2 separate regions of the Mus musculus genome follow, and region 1 is linked to region 2. The links are chromatin loops, found by intact Hi-C in ENCODE. Cell type or tissue: gastrocnemius. All regions are shown on one strand. Region 1 overlaps Pxk (PX domain containing serine/threonine kinase). Region 2 holds the start of Pxk (PX domain containing serine/threonine kinase).

What was found. Peaks named below come from ENCODE experiments on the same cell type or tissue, not always from the same donor. Only the 100,000 strongest peaks of a DNase experiment are listed, where the experiment ranks them.
Region 1: a loop joins it to region 2, with 4 times the contacts of the local background. A loop is called at or near these places in 34 of 42 quality-filtered maps.

Annotation. Positions count from the first base shown.
Region 1 is chr14:8,148,093-8,156,092 of GRCm38, forward strand. Pxk (PX domain containing serine/threonine kinase) reads left to right here. Exons shown (of 18, transcript NM_145458.4): 13 at 1-36; 14 at 2,835-2,912; 15 at 3,403-3,489; 16 at 3,989-4,058; 17 at 7,191-7,253. Among named protein-coding and RNA genes, the nearest start is that of Pdhb, 21 kb to the right of the region's middle. In gastrocnemius, no CTCF peak of the experiment used is centred here; no DNase peak of the experiment used is centred here.
Region 2 is chr14:8,091,656-8,099,655 of GRCm38, forward strand. It overlaps Htd2 (hydroxyacyl-thioester dehydratase type 2), which reads left to right. Exons shown (of 6, transcript NM_001348727.1): 6 at 1-191. Rpp14 (ribonuclease P 14 subunit) reads left to right here. Exons shown (of 6, transcript NM_025938.4): 6 at 1-191. Pxk (PX domain containing serine/threonine kinase) reads left to right here and starts at 6,556. Exons shown (of 18, transcript NM_145458.4): 1 at 6,556-6,761. The coding sequence starts at 6,660. In gastrocnemius, CTCF peaks have their summits at 1,044 (motif pointing right) and 4,596 (motif pointing right); DNase peaks (open chromatin) are centred at 6,523 and 6,877; H3K4me3 peaks cover 2,992 bases; H3K27ac peaks cover 3,522 bases.

The sequences.
Region 1 (8,000 bases), 56 kb after region 2:
GTTTTACTAACAACTTCTGAAAAGCCACAGTTTAAGGTAAAGCAAATTATATAATTTTTGGGTTTATGACATAAGTAACTTGACTTTGAAAATTAATTTTTTAAAAAACTAAAAGGTTCATAAATGAAAAATTAGGAAGGACCCAAACACCCTACTATAGCTAGTTACTCTTTTGACTGTTTATAATGCATGAGGTTGTTTTATTAGGTGTTTGTGTGTGTGTGTGTGTTTGTTTTCCTTTCAAGACAGGATTTCTCCGTGTAGCCTAGCCTGACCTAAAAGTTGTTCTGTAGACCATGCTGACCTTGTACTCAGAGATCCACTTGCCCCTGCCTCCAAGCCTCCAAGTGAAGTGCTGGGATTAAGGTGTGTACCACCACTTCCTGGCTTTTTTAAAAACCAGATTTGGGCTGGGCGTGGTGGCGCACGCCTTTAATCCCAGCACTCGGGAGGCAGAGACTGAGTTCCAGGACAGCCAGGGCTATACAGAGAAACCCTGTCTCAAAAAAAAAAAAGAAAAGAAAAGAAAAGAAAAGAAAAAGAAAGAAACAGACTTGGATAGCCTGCCTTCCCAATGCTGGGTTATAAGCATGCACCACTATGCCTAGCTATATATAGTACATGTATTTAAAACATTTTATCCACTAAAAGTGAAATGTATAAATGCATTATAATCCTGTGGAAAGTAATTATTATTTAGGCCAATATCAACAAAATAGTGGGATCTGGAAGACAGAATATAAACCCAAATATCTGTATGTAAAGAAAACTGGGAAGGACCTATTAGGAGAAGCAGCAGTATGGAGCGGTGGTCCTGGGCTTTACGCTGCTCTGTGGCTGCTAGCAGCCATTTGCTATTTGGGGCCACATTGCCCTCTGCAGTGGTTGGCCTACGCGCCAAGCCCGGGAAGCCCAGCCCTGCTTCTCCTTGGATGCAGTAAACCTCCCACCTCCTCAGCTGCTTTTCAGTGCTGGTTGTTTTGTTTAAGTCATCTCTCTATGGTTTCCACGGCGACTGAATCATCTTTCATTCCTACTCAGTACACAAGGGTTCCAATTGCTCTACATTCCTGCCAAGACTTGTGTTTTACCTGCATCTATGTCTGTGTACTACACAAAAGCCCCGTGCCTGCAGAGGCTAGAAGGAGGCATTAGATCCCCTGGGACTGTAGGTACAGATCATGAGCTGCCACGAGGCTGCCGGGGACCAAACTCAGATTCTGTAAGAACTCACCATTGAGCCGTCTCTAGAGCCCAAATGTTTGTAATTCTTTATTGTTATTCTTGTCTGTCTGTCTGTCTGTCTATCTGTCTGTTTGCACTGGGGTCTCACTATAACTCAAGTTGGCCCAAAACTTGCCTTATAGCCCAGGCTATCGTGGAACTCAAATTCTCCTACCTTGAATTCCTGAGTGCTGGGATTAACAGCTTGTACTACCATGTCAAACTTATTTTATGTTTTTTTTTTTTGATGGTGACCATCATAATGGCTATGAAGAGATATGATATCTAATGTGTGGTTTTGATTTGTATTTGTTCAGTGTTGAACTTTTTAACTGATGAAAGTACCATTTGATAAGGCAGGGGTTTTTGTTACTATTGTTATTTTTAATCATTTGTTTCTTTTCTTTTTTTTTTTGGTTTTGGTTTTGGTTTTTTGAGACAGGGTTTCTCTGTATAGCCTTGGCTGTTCTGGAACTCACTTTGTAGACCAGGCTGGCCTCGAACTCAGAAATGAACCTGCCTCTGCCTCCCAAGTGCTGGGATTAAAGGCGTGCGCCACCACGCCCGGCTCGTTTGTTTTTTTCTTTGAAGAAATTTCTGTTAAAGCCCTTTTCCCATTTTTAAGTTGGGTTATATATTTTTGTTGTTCATTTGTATAAGTTTCTCCATATCTATTATATCAAGTCCTTATAAGTATTGGCCTGTTTTAAATTTCATTGTGAGCAGTGTCTTTTGTTGAACAAAGTTTTAGTTTTAACTAGTCCGAGTTATTTGTTGTTTCCTTTCATTACCTATGTTTTTGGTGTTGTATCCAAGAAGTCATTTCCAGCCAGGTAGAATGGTATATGCCTGTAATCCCCGTGGCAAGAGGAGCATTAGTTCAAGGCCAATTCCCTGCCTTAGCAGAGAGCCAGAACTGGTGGTGGGTGGTGGCAAACACACACAGCAGCCGAGGAAGCTGCAGGGGGAGTGTCACAGGTGTACACAAGGCCTGTGTGGACAGTTCGCAGATGCTGTCCTCCAAGCAAGATAAATAAATAGACAGACAATAAGAAGGAAGGGCCTCCCTGAGCTTTAGGGGGTTGACAGTTTTAGGTCTTGCACCCATGCTGAATTAATTTTCAAATATGACTTAAGGCAATGATTTAATCTTACTACTTTTTATGTAGTATTTGACTTTTACCAATGCCCTTTTGAAGCTATTGTTTTTTCCTGGTTGTGTGTGTGTGAGACCATTTGTCTGTGTACAAGAGGGCATGTTTCTGGGATCTCTCATTCTGGTCTATTAACTGTGTAATAATTGGTTTTGAAATGATATTTTGTGAGATCATGTGATAATAGGTTTTGATGCTGTGTTTGTTCTTTGAGACTGCTTTGGCAATTCTGGAACCCTTGAATTACTTGAAACATAGTGTGTTTATGCTTTAAGTTTATGATCTGTTGTCTGAAAGTGCTGGCAAGGAGAGTGTAGCTGGTGTACATGGAGCATGGTTTTAACTGGCTTTGCTCTAGAGGACCTCCATGTGATGACGGCTGCTGCGGCATGTGTTGAGAACTCAGGAGACTCCAACCACTTCACTCAGTAGCTCATGTACTGATTCTCCCTTCAGATTCCCACAAAACTAAAAGAGGCATTGCGAATTGCCAAGGAATGCATAGAGAAGAGACTCACCGAGGAACAGAAGCAGGTAAGCTGGCGGTTGCTCCGCATCCCCTGTGATCATTCAGTGACCCATTCACAGTGATTGACTTTGGACGTTCACCCACATCCCCATTCCGTGCCTACTTGCTCTTAACCAGATTTTGGGCTAAGTTCTGTGACACAGAACAGCATCTCACAGGTCCGCCTTCAGCCTGCTCAGTGTGTGTAGAGCAAGCACACGCACTGGCGTGACCATCCTTCCTGATGAGGACTCACTGGTGGGGTGGGCGGTTAGCAGCACTCATGGGTCACAATCTGCCGTAAAGATCAATGGCAGGAAGGAATTGGGAAAGTGAGAAGGGTCACTGTCACTCAGCATGCCCTTCTTCCAGAGAGCCAGAGCTGAGCCACAAGCGGGCCAAGAAAGACCTTGCTTATCCCAAGAGCTTAATGTGGTCAAACACATAGAAGTCTCCTTGGGAACCTGCTTTGGGTAGACTTGGTTTACACTTGTTGGGGATTGTGGTCTCTTAAAGATTCACCAGCATCGAAGACTAACGAGAGCCCAGTCACACCATGGGTCTGAGGAAGAAAGGAAAAGGAGAAAGATCTTAGCTCGAAAGGTAAGCCTTTGTCCCTGTGTTCTCTTTGAAATCCTTGACTGCACGAGGAGAAAATTCTAAGGCTGATGGTGCACACTTAGTGACACAGTTTTATCTTGGACGCTAAAAGCCTTTCTGGATGACGGGTTTGGAACGTACCATGCATATACACCGCCTCCCACCAGTCGGGTCCTGCAGCCTCTGCCCCAGTCTGCCCTGCTCCTGTTCAGTAGAAGATTATGTTTTTAGTGGAGTGTTGCACACACACATGCACACGCACACGCGTGTCAGTAGCATAGAGTTTGCTGGCAGAAGGCAATGGGAGGAGACGGTCAGGGTGGGTGTTAAGCCAGCATCTTGGTTTTATTTTCTCCTGTGGCTGTGGCTTCTCTGCCTTAGGTTATGAAGCTGAATATACCACTTTTCACAGCTAGTGAAACTGTATGTCTGGAGGTTTTTAAACTCTCAGCTCAGAGTGCTTTTTCTTTGCTTACCACCCACCCTTCTTTTATTTTTAAAGAAGTCAAAACGATCTGCTGTTGAAAACAGTGAGGAGCAGCCAGTGAAGCACAGTAACTCCAATAACTCAGGTAACTGGTTGGATGTTGTCTTGGGCCCAGCACCCAGAGGTGCAGTTCAGGACTCTGTAGGTGGATCAGTGCAGTGATGAGAGCAGAGATTAGAAAACTCTGTCCCCCGTGAAGAATTGTGACAACACTCATATGCCCACCTCTGCACTGATGGCTAGACTCCATCTGTCAAAGACGGGAGCATTTGACATGGAACAAAATCAGGCCCTTCTGTGTATATGGAAATTAGCCTAGATCTTGCCCACTGCTCTAGAACCCATGTGGTTGAAGGATGTGCTCCCTCGGAGGACTGAGGAGTAGACTCTTTGGTGGGGTGGGGCGGAGGGTTGCGTTGGGTGTGTGAGTGTCAGAGTACCTCTTTTGAGTCATTCTCTCAGTCATCATCTGGACTCTGAGAGTCTTGACAGTCAGTCTCAGCTGCCCCTCTCTCTGCTGGCCGTGCTGACTTTGAGCCTAATGTATATTCCTTTGGACCAGATTGAAGGTCAAATGGAGTGACCTGCTTATGAATCTGTGAAGTACAGCTCATTGCAGAGTAGGGGGGTTTCAGTAACCCAGGCAAGCTCAGCATGACAGGGAATGGGAAGAGGAGACTGGAGTGAGGCTGATTATACTTTAAAGAGATGAAGGAGCCATCAGAAAGGGAGAAGCTAAATAGATGCAAAGAAGTGGGTGATGGAGAAGGGCCCCAGGGAGCATTGACAGCCCATTGTCCACGTCAGGAGCGGAGGAAGCCCATTCATCTCTAAAACACCGGAGAAGGACGGACGGACATGTGAAGAAGTAGAAGTCTAAACGTGGGAGGGCTGGACACAGCAGTGTATGCTTGTAGTCCTAGCTACTCACGCCTGAGGCAGAGTCTTTTTTTTTTTTTTTTTTTTTTTTTTTTTTTTTTTGAGACAGGGTTTCTCTGTGTAGCCCTGGCTGTCCTGGAACTCACTCTGTAGACCAGGCTGGCCTCGAACTCAGAAATCCGCCTGCCTCTGCCTCCCAAGTGCCGGGATTATAGGCTTGCGCCACCACACCCTGCTCCTGAGGCAGATTCTAAGCACAGGAACTGAAGACAAGCCTGGACACTGTAGTGAGACTGGGTGGGATGGATGGATGGATGGATGGATGGATGGATGATTGGATGAATCAATCATAGGTCATACCTCACTTTCCTTGGTCAATTCAGATGTTTGCCCACACTAGAGGACATACTGAGAGGTACACTAGCAAATTGAGCTGTACCTTGAAGGCTAGACTCTCTGAAGCCGAGAATGCAAGAGGTGTAGGTAATACTGAAGATTGGAATGCGAGTGCTAAAGCTCTAGGAATAGGATGAGGATGGTGACACGATCACAGAATCCTAGGTTTTGAGTCAGGCACAGTGTTGGGGGGGAAAGGAGGTCCCAGTGAGGACCAACACATGCTTGGGGAATGGAAGCTGCTGTGACTGGCATATAATTTCACATTTGGAAATGCATTTGCTTCCTAGTTTATAGGGTGAACAGGGGCTAGTCGGTGTCAATGGTGGGGAGATGCAGTCTCCAGCCAGCACATCCATACACTAGTGACTCTGGTTAAGCGGCTGGTTCTTGGTGAAGCAGAGAAGGCCTACTCTACTCTTTCTCTTCCCAAGATTATGCCTGCTGTCCTCCACATGCAGCAGAACAGGTCACCAAAGGAATCCAGGAGTGAGGTAGGGATGTAGCTTAGTTGATAGAATGCTCACCCAACATGCACAAGGCCTTGCTTCCATTCCTCTAATACAGTGAAGTGGGTATGGTGGCATGTGCTTGCAGAGAGCACTTATGCAAACAGGAGGATCAGGATGTCAGGGTTGTCTTTATCCACATAGCAAGTGTAAGCTAATCTAAGACACATGAAACCTGTCTGGAAAAAAACCAAAAAAACCCAAAAATCCTACCCAAGATATCTCAGGAGTTTAGGAAAGACAAGTACTGGTTATTGGTAGAAATGCAGTTACCAACCGGTCTAGAATCACAAGTTCAGTTTTCTGTCTAGAAGATCTGTCAGTACTGGATCAGCCCTCCTGTTGCACAGAGCTGAGGAAGTATTTTGACAGCTGTGGTTTAGTTAGGACTCATCACCAGTGTGTCCACAGGGACAGACGAATCCTCTGAGTCATTAGTGGAGTGATGGTAGAGCCCTACCCTCAGAGCTGGTGGTGGCTGCTCAGTGCTGCATGACAACAGCACGACAACAGCAACTCCCCTGGTGCAGTTCAGGGCCAGGCTGTCCTCTCCTTAGGCTGCCCTTCCTGGTCCCACATAAGAGGCTTCTGCTGCAGGGCTAATTCCTTGGGCTGGGGCATATTTTCTAGGGATTTTTTCAAGCTGTGGGGATTTTAGGTTTTGCTTATGGTTTTTAACCCTAAATGAGGGTGTTTGCTGAGTCTCATTAAGAAAAGGTCGAGGGAATCCCCAGACTTGGGCCTGAGCCTCTTTAACTGAGCTCTGAGTGTCTGCTTGTCCTAAGGAGGTGCTGACTCAGTGGTTCAATGAGTAAAACCTCAGTGGGCGTAGTAGCGCACAGCCAGAGGCAGGCGGATTTCTGAGTTCCAGGACAGCCAGAGCTACATAGAAAGACTGTGTCAAAGAGTCAGATGTGGCAATGTGTGCCAGTGGTCCCAGTACTTGAGAGGCTGAGACAGAATAATCGTTGAGGAGGCTACAGGGAACGAACGAATGGATAAACAGAAAAATCATTGAGAAGGATACAGGGAACCAACGAATGGATAGAGGGAGGGAGGAAAGGAGAAAGGGTGTGTGCATAAATGCTTCAAGGTGCTCTTGGGAGACGCTTGCACAGGCTGCTGTGACCGTGGTCATTGGTCATTACCCAAGGATGGGATTGGTTCAGGAGAGAGGCTGCAACCAGTGTGGATGCTACCCTGTTCTCATTGGTCAATAAATCTTAGTGGCCTCACGAAGGAAGTACACCCTGCACTAGAGTGAAAAACCTGTCACCACTAGTCTAATTTTTAATTTCTGTCCTTCATCACATGATTCCGCAAGCTCCACACGATGGGCTGATTACAGATTTTTCTACAGTGCTGACTTTATACTCATGCCAAGTTTAAATGTCTGCCTTGGGGCTCCATGAGGATTTCTCTGTTTCTCTTAGCAGGATCTGGGGCCAGCTCACCTCTCACATCCCCATCATCTCCAACTCCACCCTCCACAGCAGGTTAGTAATTTGTAACCTCTCTCTCCATCAACGGGGGAGGTGGACTTGCCTTGGCTCAAGCATTTTAGGGGTTAGACCCCACCTGTCTTCTCCAGAGGGACATCTGCAAATTAAGACGTGTCATCTAGAGGCTTGATTCCCAAGCTCAGCACTTGGGGGAAGGCTGCTTTGAGGACCACTGGTCCTCTCTAGCATAAGCTTTCTGTTTGCTGAAAAGCCTCTTGCAAGGCTCATTGGGTCAGAGCTTGTCTTAGGGCAGAAAAATAAAATGTTTGTCCTGGCCTTTGTCCTACCACAGTTTAGTCTTCCAGTCTTCCTGCTGTAGGTTTGTCATGTTAGAGCTGATGAGATATCTAGCTCAGAGTAAAATATCCCTACCAATAAATGTCCTGATAGCCATTTGTTCTCTGTCCCATCCTCTAAAGCACATAATTATCTGGATAGGCATTAACTTTTGTTCCACCTTGTGAACTGAATCAGATACTGTGAGGATTTTTTGGGGGAAGAAAAAAAAAAGCTGACAAAGAGTTGTCTTTGCAGCTGGGCGTGGTGGCGCATGCCTTTAATCCCAGCACTTGGGAGGCAGAGACAGGCGGATTTCTGAGTTCGAGGCCAGCCTGGTCTACAAAGTGAGTTCCAGGACAGCCAAGACTATACAGAGAAACCCTGTCTCGAAAAACCAAAAAAAAAAAAAAAAAAGAGTTGTCTTTGGGAGTACCTACAAAAACACCAGTTCTGGAATACTGT
Region 2 (8,000 bases):
TTAACATGCTGATCTTTCAGAGAGCTGGCCAATCTGTTTGTTAGTATTTTAAAACCGAAGGAAAGCATCTGGAATGTAAAGGTGCTGTTTTAAGGGTTCTAATTCTCTCCCGCTCTTGAAAACGTGGATCTACTTAAAAAAAAAAACAAAAAAAGCAACAACAATAAAACTATTATATGTGTGTGTGTGTATATACCTTTATGTGTGTGTGTGTGTGTACACACATAAAGGAGGCAGGAGGATCTCTTGAGTTTGACACCAGCCTAGACCCTACCTACCCTAGTTTCAGGACTACCTAGACCCCGTCTCAAAAAGAAAAAAAAAAGTGTGAGTGGGTGATGGCAAAGGTGTGAGTGCGTGATGGCAGAGGAAGGCCAAGCTTTTGGGTCTTTTTTTCTTTTTTTTTTTTTAAGAACTTGGAGTTATGGGGAGAATGTGCTAAATGTGTTAGTATTAAACAGTTACCCTAACAGCCAGGACTTCTTAAATATGTGCCGTGGTCTACCTGTGCTCGGTAGGTTAAATGGTAACTGATCATAGCTAGATGCTTTGATTAGAAATACAAGATCAGCGAGGCATGGCATCTCTTACTATTATAAAACTTAGGAGCGTGTGTCACCTGCTCCATATTTCCTGGAAAAGACATTCCTTCTGTGTCATCTTAAGCAGATTTTTGTGGGTGTGTGCTTGTTTGTACATGTGGAGGCCAAATGTCAGGCTCGGGTGTCATTACTCTTGACAAGATTAAGATTCACTTTGTGTTTTTGTCTCTTGCTGGCATTAATGTCAGTAATTAAATGAAGCTGGCTGGCCAGTGAGCTCAAGGAATCCACCTGTCCCCACTTCCCCAAGCACTGGGACTTATCTATAAACACAAGCTACCATGCTGGTTTTTTTGGTTTTTTGTTTGTTTTGTTTTGTGTTTTTTTTTTGTTTTTTTTTTTTTTTTTGTAAACATGGATTCTGGGGGGCCTCTTGGTTGCTCAGCAAGGCACTTTGTCCTGAAGCAGTTGAATAGCTTACTAGAAAGAATTCTTGTCACTAGAGGGCAGTCATGTGTCTAAAATGAGTTATAAACTTATTGTACCTTCTTCCAGTATGTGAAGGGGTGAAGAAACCCCCCAAATCAATGCCAAGAGCAAAGGTACTATAGTAAGTCTCAGAATGGGCAGCATTGCAGGCTGAGGTCAGCTAACAATGACTTGGTTGTAGGCAAGTCACTAGACTCAGGCCTTCAGTGCACACTCCTGCAGAACGCACCTTTCAACTGGGAATTTGCAGCAAGACCCATAAATGGAGCATGATATGATTAATCGTAGTAGCCACCAGGTTTTTACATTTCTGATAGGCTAATTTTAATTCTTGAAACAGCTTTATAAAGTTACTAGCTCCGTGTTATTGACAGAAGCAGATGGAGTTACTAGCTTGTCTGAGGTCATTCAGGATCATCCAGGATACAGGCTTGAGCTCTCTTTTTCTCATCACTGGATCTTACAGTGTTCTCATTCCTGGAGTACTTTCCATTTCAATAGTATTTTGTTAAAATAAAATTCTTAAATCCATTCAGATTGATATTCCCTGCTATAGTTGTAGCATTTCCCTATTTTATACCTATGGTTTCCACCCAAAACCTGCCTCTCACCCTTTACCCCCAATGATGGTCATGCCTCATAGTCTAGGCTGGCTTTGAACTCAAGACCCTCTGGTTCGGGCTTACAAATGTGTACCACTGCTCCAAGCCACCTACCCTTTTCCTAAATGCCATTCAGAGATTGTCTTCAGAATGTGGAAGCTCTAAGGATCAGTTAGATGACTAGAAAACTAGAGCCAGGCACAGTGGCTGATGACTCACTAACCGGGGTAGGAAGATCTGTGTCTTTCCCAACCCATCAAAAGAAAAGTTATGCAGCCCAAATGGGAAGTGGAGAGAGATGTCACTCTGTGACTTTAAAAGTAGCTTCTCGTTTAGAGCATTTCCCCATTATCAATAGTCTGGGGTGGCCATGACCTTTGATCCCTAGAAACAGAGTAGAGTCTCTCCACGTGGTGACTCAGAGCCAAGGCCATGGAGCTGCTTGTGCTGTGTTAGAGCAGCCAGCCGTGAGGAGCCCACAGGAGGTGCCAGGAGTGACCATCTTACAAGGAAAGGGGCTGATCGCTGGGAGAGAGCCTTGGTTGTACGGGTCACATATGGAAGTGAGTGCAGAAGTAATGACTGAAATAGCCCAATTTGTCTACCGCTTTCCATATTAGGGGCATTATAAGCCTGCGCTTTATGTGATACTTGATTGCCACAGAAAGAATAGCCATCTTAAGCAATTTTAGCCTAATGTACTGGAAAATTGCTTAACAGACTGTTAGAAGCATTTCCATATTACTGAAATGCCACTCACCCCACCGCCACCCCCACCTCACCTCCCAGCAGCAAATCCTAGATTAATGGGTAGTGCCCCCCTATGGCCACCATTTATCTTGTGGACCTGACTTGTGTGTTCATCCAAGAAAAAAGAAATCTCTAAGTGCACACCAGCACCTCTGAGATAACCGTGGGTTTTCATTTTGTGCCAAACTATCAGTCATTTTTCTTTCATGTTCCTAGAGTATAATTCACAGGCCAATTTACTCCCTGAGAAAATTGCTGTTAAATCGCTTCTATTGAGGATTTATATTAAAACAGTCTACCAGGGGTTGACTGTCACTGCGCAGCTTGCTGCTGTGACTGCCTTGTGTGCTGGCTTAGCTGATTACCTAGTTCCAGGCACTGTGCCCTCACTCCTGGGTTACACTCCCGGCTGGCTGCGTGTGTGACCATCTCGGGGCTGGCTGCATGAGCATCTGCCACATGGCTCCAGGTACTTCACTCTTTACTCCCTTCGTGCATCTGGTTTGCCAAGAGCAAAAGTCTCAGCATCTTCAGAAAAATTTGGAGTTGGTGCTGGATAACCAGCTGGCAGAAGACCCAAATAATGTGTCCATCAGTTAAACAAGATGAATAGATTCCACAAACAATTTTTTTTTGTTTTGTTTTGTTTTTTAGTTTTTCAAGACAGGGTTTTTCTGTGTAGCTCTGGCTGTCCTGGAACTCACTCTGTAGACCAGGCTGGCCTCGATCTCAGAAATCCGCCTGCCTCTGCCTCCCAAGTGCTGGGATTAAAGGCGTGCGCCATCACACCTGGCTGCCACAGACATTATTTTTAAAGTGGCTCTTAGCTGTAAACCATCGTGACCTTATGCCCCTGGACATATTTTTCCCAGTGTTGACATAGAAAATGTTAGCATATGAATGACTATTATGAGTAAAATCTGTTGCTCAGTGTCCATCCCATGATTATTTGAAGAAATAAAGTCATTTGGAGTTGTAAGACCACCCTGCCTAGGAAATTCTGAGTTTTCACAAGCTTCTGTGATCTGATTCTGTACAGCCGTTGTCAGGGCTAGAAATTTCCTCACTAAAATCCATTATGTTCAATCAATCTGGCCAAGCCTCAGATTGTTAGATAAACAGCCCATGAGCTGTCTAAACATTTGGCAACATAGCAGAATATAAAAATCTTTTTTTTTTTCTTCTGCTGGCCTCCAAGTAGTTGTATGTATGCAAAGAGGCAAAGCCTCCCATTTTCTCATTCCTCATCAGTTTATGTGGCCCAGAACTGGAGACACAAGCCTGTTTGATTTAGAACAGCTCTGGTCTGAGAAGAGTTTCCCGAATTCAGCCTGTGTGACTTCAAATGCTAGACAGCCAGGCACAGAACATCTGTAGTCAGCCACTCCAGAAGCTCAGGCAGGAGGCTCGCTAGGTCTCTTAAGAGTTCAAGGCCAGAACTCCAATTAAAAAAAAAAAAAAAAAGGAAGGAAGAAAAGCCAAATGAATATTGAGGTTGTGTGAGGCTTGAAGCCCATCTGTCAGGAGGTTGGGCAAGGAACTCACTGAGTTAAGTAGGAAGAGATGAGCCCAGCAAAAGTGTTTGTCCTGAAGGGCTTCTGGAAAGAGCCAGAGGAAGGAAACCCTGACCCTGTCCCTGGCTTCCATCAGATGTTGCTCACTTTCAGTTTCCCTTTCCTGGTAAAGAAGACAGGCAAGTCACAAAGTCAAATCTCGTGCCGCGTGCAACTCCAGTCTTCGTTCCCACTCCTTTTCAGTCCCTTCCCTTCTCTTCCAGAGAGGAAAGCATTGCAATTCCCTTCTCTAGGAAAGGCTGTGCCGACGCCCTTGAAATAGCCTGCAGTTTGTTCTTAGCCAATGGCTCAGGCATCAGTGCAATTCAGGGCCCTCGATAGATAATCCTGCCTGAAGCTGTCCCAGTCTCCATGCCTCAGGTGAGGAAGCTGAAGCAAAGCGAAGCCAGGCTTCTGATTCCCCCTGGAGCTGCTGCAGACCTGAGGAGTAGCTCAGAACGAGCACCAGAGCCCTGACCCGCCTCAGCTTTGTGAAGGCAGCATATTGCCTAGTTCTTGGGTCAAACTTGATTTTTTTTCCTTTCTCATAGCAGTCCTCTTCCAAACCACTCCTTTCCACCTTCACCCACTCCATACGCATCTCCTGTTCCCCTTCCACAGTACTTTATCCATGTACTATTCACTAAGTACACTGTTGCTGTCTCCAAACACACCAGAAGAGGGCATCGGATCCCATTACTGATGGTTGTGAACTACCATGTGGTTGCTGAAAATTGAACTCAGGACCTCTGGAAGAGCAGTCAGTGCTCTTAACTGCTGAGCCATTTCTCCAGCCCATGATTGTATAATCTTATACTGGGGATTAAGTGCTTGTCTTTACATGGTATACGTCTGTGTGAAGCTCTCATTGCTTTCTTAAGTATAGCCCTCTTAGAGATAGAATCGCAGTCTCAAGGTGAGATGTGGTCAAGCCTTTCATATGCATTATTAAATCCCAGCACAACCACTCAGCTTATTACATGGTAGGTTCTCAGTAAATCAGTAAATACTCACTGAGTGACTTAATGCCTTCCATAAGGGTTAGGCCACTTTATATTCCCACCAACGAAATATGAACATGGCCTTGCCTTGATGGATCCCCACCATGACCAGAGTAATAATGCAGACTTTGTGTTTCTGTTCCTCTGACAATTAAATACTCCCTGTCCTTAAACAAAGCAATGGAGGAAAGGAGTGGAACCGTCCTAAAGTGACACATGGTTTGGCTTTAGTGGATTACTGCTCTAAAGCACATAGGAATAAAAATGAGATGCAAGAAGAGGTCTCATTGATTTAGGGCTAAATTAAGAAGATCCCCAGGTCTCCTCTGAGCATTGGCCCCTGAAGGCACTCTGGTGTCACTTGGCTCCTTGGGGTTGCCCAGCAATCTCTAAGCCTGAACTCTGAAGAGAATAACCGTCAAGAGCAATCTAGACCTTTGCTATGATGTCATCGCAGTGGTGATGGATGCACAAAGAAGCTTGGTTTCTATGAATAAAATAATAGAAATTCAGTGGAAACAAGCAGAAATAAATCTCTGTTCTGTGAATTGTCAGGATGGAATGCATATTGTTTGAGATTTTAAATATGTGCAAAGTTCCTTCCTGTCCAATTGCATTCCTATTACACATTCTACATGGCATTTACTTAGTTTTGCCAATGGAAGAGTGAGGTCTCAGGGTGTGTGTGGTGTGTGTGTGTGTGTGAGAAAGAGAGAGAGAGACTTATTCAAGATCACACAGACCCTCAACAGGGTCCTAGTCATCTGATCTAAGTTTAATTTCATTATTATCCTGGAAGGCTGTGGTCTTGGGTTAAGGTGAGCAGGGTAGATTTGGTACTGACAAGTTGATCATCAAGTTTGATAGTTCTGAGTTTGAGGTTCTTGGAGCCTGTTCTAGGACCGACCAAATATTCTCACCGTCTAAGAGATCTGAGTGTTCTTTGGTTTCAAAGACTTTAAAGCTCAACTGTGAGCTAGGACCAAGCATACAAGCAGGGAAATCTTTGCATCAGTTATTTTATTTTATTTTTCCACCTCTGTCTTAAAGCTTATTGTTTAAAGATTAGGAACTAAACCCCGTGGGATCCAGTTATGAGAGTGTGGCACCTAGGTTCTCCTGAAGATCCAGGTTTAAAACATGAATCCAGATTTGGTTTACAAAGTTTGGTCTATAAACTCAGACTGAGAAGCCACCCTGAAGTTGTTTTTTGTTATATCCTGAGTCCTAAGGTCCTTGGGCAGGAAAGTGTGATTAGGAGCAGTAGGGTCTCAAATCTACCAGCCTGAGTTTCTGAACGGTTCATCTGAAAAGCTCAGTTCTGTTAGAGTCCAGAGAAGCAGTGCGAGATGTGGTGGTAATGGTTTAGTTTTGTGCTCCTCGCCCGAGGCCAGGAGCTCACAGTACTGAGTATACGCTGCGGGGGCGAGGAGGCGCCAAGAGAGCAAGGGACATAATGCCTCTGACTGCAACCATGGGACGACGATAGCAGTCACCTACCCTGCCGTGAAGAACGGCGCTAGGACCCAGCGAGGTCGGGCAGACTGGTGTTGACAGCCGGCAGGCAGAGACGACCGGCGCTAGGACCCGCGGGCGGCGGCGGCGCGCGGGGCGCGGGGCGGTGCGCGTTGACAGCAGCGGCGGCGGGACGCGGCGGGTGGCGGGGCTCGGCGCCTCCGGTTCCTGCCCCGGCTTCAGAGGCAGCGGCGGCGGCGGCCCGGGATGGCCTTCATGGAGAAGCCGCCGGCTGGCAAGGTGCTGCTGGACGACACGGTGCCGCTGACAGCGGCCGTCGAGGCGAGCCAGAGTCTGCAGTCGCACACGGTGCGCGGCTGGGGCGGGAGGCCGGGGCCGAGGGCGGGGGCCGGGCGAAGGCCGGACGGCGGCGCGGCGCGGCAGGGCGCGGGCACCGGAGCCGGGCAGGTGTGTGAGCCCGCTGCCTCCCTCCTGCCGGGCCGCGGCCGGGGCGGCGTGCCCGCGCATCCCAGACCCCCTGGAGTGGCTTAGGGGAGCCCTCGGTGCTCGTAGTACGCACAGGCGAGTTCATTTCTGCCACATGCAGTCTTTTATGGGGCTTTAAAGCCACGCTTGCTTTCATTTGCCGGTACTTCCCCCCCTTTTTCCTTTTGGAAAGGTGCTCTATGTCTTGTAATTTACAAGCAGTAAACCCTAGGAACCAGTAAAAACCGGGGAGCTTGTAGCCTCTAGGACTTGATCGAGGAAATGATGAATGGGGTGGGGGTGGGATTGGGATTCCTGAGATTGTAATGTTTTGTCAGGCCAGCAAATCAGATTCCAGCCCAGAGTCTTGTTTATCAAGCAGTGTTTGGGGGTTCATCATCTGGAGGCTAAAGCCCCACAAAAGCCTTCTGTGTCTCTGTCTCTTTGTCTCGCCGTCTCTTTTTCCATCTCGCTGTCTCTGTCTCTTGTTTCTGACGTTCCCTGTGTGTTTATCTCTGTTTCTGTGTGTGTATGTTCAAATTCTTCGCTAGTCAAAGAGATCTTTCATTCTGATGTATTAAAGCAGGACTTTTTAGAGCCCTGTTACCTCTCCGACAGCCTTGCTTTGTAGGTCAGGATTGTTGAAAGCATTTATTCTCACTTAGAGAAATGACTGTCTTTTTTTAAAAAATGCACTTTTTCTCCCAATGGTAGGTAACATCCTAAGTCCTATTGTAGAAACTTATGAAAGGCACCAAAAATCTATGAGTTTGTTGCGCTTGTAATTTGTTGCAAAGTGAGTATTTAAGGCCATGTTTATGGAAGGTAATAATAATTCTTTCAAATTATGTTTTTTGACTGGATTACTGGCAAGTAAGTCTTATAACCTCATAGGGTGTTTTAGGTCTATTTAATACTAAAGAGATGGATGCTCAGAGACCACTTCCTCTAGAAAGCCTTCCTTCCTGCGTAGCTATTACCCTAGGCAGTATGGACACCAGGATGGTTCTGTAATTTCCTCTCTTCCAAGCTTTGACAGGAGGGTCTCTGTCTGATAGCATCTCATATGTGTCGATTGAACAGATCAGTGAATGGATTGCAACCTCACTGTGCCCCGTTTCC